Linked DNA regions of Homo sapiens: region 2 is linked to region 1. The links are chromatin contacts, found by Hi-C in ENCODE. All regions are on one chromosome and are shown on one strand. Each heading gives the region's core, a stretch centred on a gene start or an enhancer-like site at or near the end of the contact. The rest is flanking DNA. Distances are from core to core; before and after follow the strand shown. Region 1 has its middle 10 kb from the start of LASTR. Region 2 overlaps LOC101928080 (a long non-coding RNA gene).

The links. Hi-C counts contacts between places; a loop is a spot of excess contacts on that map. Pooled maps may share reads with other maps.
Region 2: a loop to region 1 is called in a pooled map, with 2.9 times the contacts of the local background. The contact joins two enhancer-like sites. A Hi-C loop is called at or near these places in 4 of 37 single-sample maps with no recorded cell type and 3 of 50 pooled maps.

Annotation. Positions count from the first base shown.
Region 1 is chr10:5,584,376-5,587,798 of GRCh38, forward strand. No RefSeq gene overlaps it. Among named protein-coding and RNA genes, the nearest start is that of LASTR, 10 kb to the right of the region's middle. RefSeq lists enhancers at 164-1,363, 3,046-3,423. Within about 2 kb of position 1,501, at least 7 of the 41 ENCODE cell types and tissues checked have a DNase peak (open chromatin) inside an H3K27ac peak, as active enhancers do.
Region 2 is chr10:6,134,500-6,137,746 of GRCh38, forward strand. The region is part of intron 1 of LOC101928080 (a long non-coding RNA gene); the gene reads right to left. Among named protein-coding and RNA genes, the nearest start is that of MIR3155A, 16 kb to the right of the region's middle. RefSeq lists enhancers at 1-183, 184-731, 2,074-2,373. Within about 2 kb of position 1,857, at least 3 of the 41 ENCODE cell types and tissues checked have a DNase peak (open chromatin) inside an H3K27ac peak, as active enhancers do.

The DNA of each region.
Region 1 (3,423 bases), core at 251-2,750:
GGAGTTTGAAACCAGCCTGACCGACATGGTAGAACCCCGTCTGTACTAAAAATACAAAAACAAATGGCCAGGCATGGTGGCGGGCACCTGTAATCCCAGCTACTTGGGAGGCTGAGGCAGGAGAATTGTTTGAACCCAGGAGGTGGAGGTTGCAGTGAGCCAAGATCACGCCACTTCACTCCAGCCAGAGCGAGACTCCGTCTCAAAAAAAAAAAAAGAAAAGAAAAAAGAAATTGTCTCGAGAGTCCAAATCACTCGCAAGCTCAGTGCACATCAACAGGGACGCAGCAGCTTAGAACACAGACGCAAGCGGGAGGCACGTGTGCCAGTGTGTCACTGCAGCCCATTCTTTGCCTGGTGGCTGAGCACCCCTCAGGTAAAGTGTATGGGGTCTTAGAAGTCAAGTTGGTGGATGCAGTTTGAATTCAGCTTCCAGTATTTAAAATGTTTGTAATTGTATAAATCAGAGGCTGTGTAATGTTGGGGTCAAAAGCAGGAATGCTGGAGCCAAACTAACTGGGTGTGAATCCCAGTGTTTATAAGCTGTGTATCCTTGAGGAAGTTACTTCACCTCTCTGAGTGTCAGTTGCCTCATCTATACAATGGAGGCAATAGCACTGCCTCCCTCCTAGGGTTTCAGTGAGAATTGAGTCAGTGACTCTAGGTAAAACACTCAGAAGAATGCCGGCACACCGAAAGTGCAAATTCTGGTTGCTAATGGTATTAGTGACTCAGCTGTTGCTTTCAAAAGGTTGATGAGTTGTTTTTGCCTGGAGGGCCCTGGACTCGGAATGCCTGGCCACCCTCAATACTCTCGAACCTAAACTCCTAGTCACCCTTGTATGGTCAGGCTGTGTCTGGCCACTCCCGACAGGAGGTGAGTAAGAGGGACCAATGACCCTCTCCCCAGAGCAGCCCGAGGCCACATGCACCAGCCCATGGTGCTCCTATGGCCCTTGGAGAGCCCCACTAAGGAAGGGCTGTCCCTCTGCTGGCTGGTCCGTGGGGACCCAGTATTCTGAGGACTCACAGCTGCTGAGGAAACACACTTCCACTACCAGCTTCACACCCAGCACGTGCGGGAGCCGTGGAAAGCCACCACCCTTGTCTCCCTTCCTTAGCTAGGAACCCTCTCTTCTTCTTCACTGGGTCTTGGGAAGACTGGAGAGGGCTTTACCCCCTGAGAATGGAACATTGTATAATCATCTACTTGTTCAGAGGAGAGAAATCCTACTCCAGCTCAATCTCTAGAAGAGATTTCTGTAGGCAGCCCAGCACTTCAGCTCAGACGCCATCGCACGCTGGGACCTTAGCCAAATCCTCTTGTTCTTAATTTCTCCCCATCAACACGAGAGTGTTGATTTCAGGGGAGCCTGGAAACTTCTCCATCCACCCAGACTTGTTGGAGAGGCGACTTGCACAGTGCTTTGCAGAAACACAGGTCTCTGTTTTCAGGAGTTGCTCTCGGGAAGGTGAAGCTGTGATCTTTGAAAGCTTTGTAAAGTTCCCTGCATTTCAGAATCACATTCTTTCCCATTTGCCTTTCCCACAAACCCAAAACAGATTTGGAGCAATGGAAACCATGCTTAGAAAAAAAAACCCTCATGATGGAAAACTGCCAAACCTCATCTTCAAAACTAAATGTGGTCTCATCCCAGTTGTCAAGGCCCAATTTTGTATTTTACTCTTGTATTATTTATTTTGCAAACACTGCAGGTGTGTGACGCCAGATGCTGTTCTAAGAGCTTTGCAAACAGTGACTCATTTCATCCTTATAACAACTCCATAAAGGAGACACTGTTGTTATCTTCATCCTCATTTTTGGAGGGGTAAACTGAGGCATGGTACATGACCCATAAGTAACTAGGGATTTAGACCAGGCAGCAAACTCCAGAGTCCATGGTCTTAACCCACAGTGCTGCCTTTCACTCTGCCATGCTTGCTTGCCTTTTCCATGTAGACTAGAATCTTCTAGAAAGCAGAGATAGTGTCTTCATAAAACATCTGTGAAAGGAAAATACATTTTGGGACCCTAAAATCGCTAATCCAAAGGGAAAAGTCAAGCTGGGAACTGCATCAGGCAAACCTGCCTCCTATTTTATTCGTAAATAAGATCACTACACAGACAAAAATTTACATACCTTGCTCACAATTTACCCACAAGGAAATTCCTCGTGGACAAAGAACAGATGGAACTCAAAGTCATCCCTCTGTTCATATGAGACCAGTGTATATGTGATGGTTTCCTCTGCTCTATTGTCTATGTAAAAACGCAGATTCACTGAGCCAGACTGAGGCATCAGTGATTGTTCCCCTACCCCTCTCTCACATGTAAATTGTGTATTCAGTGAAAGGCTAATTTGAGTTAATCAGAAACTCAAAAGAATGCAACTGTTTGTCTCTTATCTACCTATAACCTGGGAGCCCCCACTTTGAGTTGCCCCACCTTTCTGGACCAAACCAATGTACATCTCACACATATTGATTGATGTCTCATGTCTCCCTAAAATGTATAAAACCAAGCTGAGTCCCAAACACCTTGGGCACCTGTTGTCAGGACCTCCTGAGGCTGTGTCACGGGCATGTCCTTAACCTTGGCAAAATGAACTTTCGAAATGGATTGAGACCTGTCTCAGATACTTTTGGGTTCACACATCTTACAGTGAGTCCTGCAGGCCCCTGACAAATGCCTTGTGATGACGTTGGCAGCTGTTCGCAGCAGCAGCAATGACTGAGAGGTGTCCTTCACCTCCATCTCACTAATTAGACACCACAGCTCTGGGAAGCAGGGGAAACCAGCCATCTCTGCTGGGGCAGCCGCTTCCTACAACCCGCCCAAGTGCCCTGCAAATGACAATGACGGCAGCTCCTGCCCTGAGAAGGGCCTGGGCACGGGAGGGGAACAGTCTCAGGATGCCTGTTCTACTAGGGGAGGGGGCGCAGCTTCCCAGAGGCTCATGGCCTGACTTCTGACCTTCCTGAAACCTGCACCACCGCCCCCTTCCAGCTTCCCTGACTGCAAAACAGCATCTTCTCTTGCATTGTTCTTTGAGGAAATTTGGCAGCAGGCATGGAAAATGTTTCCTCCAGGCCCCCAGCTCAGCACATGAAAGGCAGGCTGCTGTCTGCGGGGCCCCCAGACGCCACTGGATTCCCGGCCAGAACTTGCAGCTCAGGGAGTGGCCCTGTCTCTTTTGTTATGACCCCTCCTCGAGATGCCAAGCTGGCGGGGGAACAACAGCTGGCACTGGCCGGGCTGGCTCTGAGTTCCCCTCTCACAGCTCACCTAGCCTGAGCCCCTGGGACCAGGTGGGGCTGCTCCAGGACCAGGAGCACCTCCGGGGGCTGCAGCCATGTCCTCGGGAATGTCAGAGGCCTGATGCTGGCAGGGGCTTCACTCACACGCCACGCATGGCAGGAGGG
Region 2 (3,247 bases), core at 607-3,106, 550 kb after region 1:
TCTGAAACTTCAGCTGAATGGAGGAGAAAGGATAATTCATCACCTTTCCCCAGAGCCAGGGCAGCACGTAGGAGCTGCGTTTTGAGGGGAGGATGACAGAAAGAGTGCACACAGCACACCAGCTGTGCTAGGGCTGGGCCAGGCCAACCGTGGGCCCTTGGGGAGCCCATGCCCCCCACCAGCAGCCTGCTGCCAGGTTCCTGGGCCCGTGTGTGCGCCTCCTCCCAGGTGTTCAGCTCGGCTCTGACCTAGGAGCTGCCAGGAAGGGCTGTGCAGATGGAATTAAGGTCCCCATGAGTTGACTGTAAGATGGGAGATTGCTGGGGGCCGGAGTCCTTTAAGGCAGAGAGCTTTCTCCTGCAGGACCCAGAAGAAGACATCAGTGTTCAAAGCACGAGAAAGATCCAACCTGCCCTTGCCCCTGCGGAAGGAGGAGCCACGTGGCATGGAACGAGGGTGGCCTCTAGGAGTGACCCCGCTGACAGCCAGCGAGGAAATGGGGACCCTATTCCCACTCCACAGGAACTGAATTGTGCCCACAAGGAGGAGCTGGGAAGTGGAGTTTTCTCCAGAGGTTCCTGATGAGAACTCAGCTAGTCAGCACCTTGATCTCCGCTGGGCGAGGTCTGTGCAGAGCCACAGGCAGGCAGTGTGACTTCTAACCTTCAGAATCGGGAGCTAATGAAGGGGTGGGGCTTAAACCACAAAATTTCTGTGTGTGTGTGTGTGTGTTTTTTTGTTTTTTTAAAAAAAGAACACTACATAGCAATAGAAAGTAAACGAACATCCCCTGCATTAAATTGCACATGTATTGAAGTTCAGTAGATGTAAATTAGCACAGCTGTCTCTTCTTTCCTGAAAGCATTTTTTTTGTTTTGTTTTGTTTTAGAAACACAGTCTCACTCTGTTGCGCAGGCTGGAGTGCAGTGGTGCGATCTCAGCTCACGGCAACCTCCACCTCCCTGGTTCAAATGATTCTCCTGCCTCAGCCTCCTGAGTAGCTGGGACTACAGGCGTGTACCACCATGCCCGGCTAATTTTTGTATTTTTAGTAGAGATGGGGTTCCACCGTGTTAGCCAGGATGGTCTCGATCTCCTGACCTCTGGTGATCTGCCTGCCTTGGCCTCCCAAAGTGCTGGGATTACAGACATGAGCCACCATGCCGGCCCTGAAAGCATTTATTTTGAAACAATTTCAAACTGAAAAACACCTCTATCCTCTTCTCCCACACTGACCAATTGTTCCTCACCAGTTGTCTATGTATTTGCTAAATCATTCTGTGTGTGTGTATCATGTGCGAGTGCGTATTTTTTTTCTGAGCCATCTGAGCCCATTTACCCCTACAAAGAAAGAAATTCATTTATATAAGCACATAAAAAATTCAACCCTGATGAAATGTCTATTCTATAGACCTAATGTGAAGTATGAATATGCCCACTTTACAGACGGACAAACTAAGGTGGAAAAGTTACATGCCTTACCCAAAGCCACACAAATGGTAAGTGGCAAAACCAGGTTCCACCTTGAAATCCTGGGCTCTTTTCCTTGTGTTCTGTCCGTTTCAATTGGGGTCCAGTCGGAACAAGATAAACTACTCTGGGTGTTTCGAAGAGCTGAGATTTAATATAGGAAGCCCTGTAACTGTAGGAAGCCAAAGCTATTCCTTTGGGGGACTCAGAGAGGGGAATGGTGTCACCCAACAGCCCAAGAATGTACTCAGCACCCCAGCTCTCAAAGCTTCAGGAAGGGAGAGACCCCCTCCACCTCCTGCTGAGCAGGAGCCCAGGAGCCGCCCCCTGCACCCCGGGCTGACCTGCCAGAGCCTGAAGTCACCAGCTTCCCGTCACTGCTCAAGCGAAGTGGGGGTCTGAATTCACAGCTTCGCCATCAGCTATTGGGGGACCCGCACGAGTCATTTAGCCTGCGAATGCCTCATTCCTCTGTAAAATGGGGCATCTGGTTTAGATGAGCTGTAAGTTTCATTCCAGTTCTGAAATGACTAATTCTTCCCTCATTGTGTTCTTTGACTTTGAACAACTCATGCCTCTGTTTTGCGCCTCCTCTTTTTCAGTAGCCTCTTTAGATCCGATAGCAGTCCAAGGGGAGGCAAGGGAGCCTGGGGTGGTGGAGGACACCCGCGATGACCAACCCGTGTGCTTGCCACGGCTGGCTTCTGCTCCAAAGGCACCCTCTCCTCTTCTCCACACCCCATCCCCTCTTCTTTCTCTCTTGCTCCTCATCTGAGCTCCTTTCCTAGGTTGGGGAATTCCCCACCTTACAGACTTATTTTAGTTAGTTATTCATAACTAGGTATGTCTTACCATGGAGGCAGCAGTAGCTGCTGAAACCATCAGATACTTCCCCAGCCTTCCCTGCAGCTAAGGGGGTGAGGTTGAGACCTCCACGGGGGGAGCCAGAAGCTCCTGCCCAGCCTCTTAAGGTAACTCAAGAGACAAAGGAGCAGGCTCAAGAGGCGGTGCCCCCATGCGGATCTAGCGTCCTGAGTTTGCCAGAGCCGCCCTCTGATGTGAATTTGGCCAGAGTTCTGGCAGCTTTGGCTAGTTCTCCTGACTTTCTCCCAAACCTGTGAGCTACTCGATACCCTCCAATAAATTCCTCTCTGATTTAATCACCCAGAGTTGGATCCCTAGCTTGCAGCCAAAACTCCTGACTGACACACATGTTATCTCATGCAATGCTCACAGCCACCCTAGGGGCAGGTGTTATTATTGTCTCCATTTTACAGATGAGGAAACTGAGGCACAGTGAGGCCAAGGAGCTTGCATATGAAGTCACGTAGCTGTGAGGGGCGGCAGCCCCCAGATTATGTCACCAATGCAGCCTAAGACGTGGCAGAAAATGCTTCAGGGATGAGGCCAGGTGTGGTGGCTCACACCTGTAATCCCAGCACTTCAGGAGGCCAAGGCAGGCAGATCACTTGAGCCTAGGAGTTCAAGACCAGCTTGGACAACATGGTGAAACCCCGTCTCTACCAAAAATACAAAAAATTAGCTGGGTGTGATGGCACATACCTGTGATCCCAGGTATCTGGGAAGCTGAGATGGGAGGACTGCTTGAGCCCGGGAGGTTGAGGCCGCAGTGAACGGTGATCACGCCACTGCATTCATTCCAGCCTGGGCCACAGTCCTGTCTCAAAAACAAACAAACAAACAAACAAAAAACAAGAAGAAGAAAATGCAGCAGTGACAAGAAACTCCTGGTCACTCAGCACAGGCTTTTCCTGAG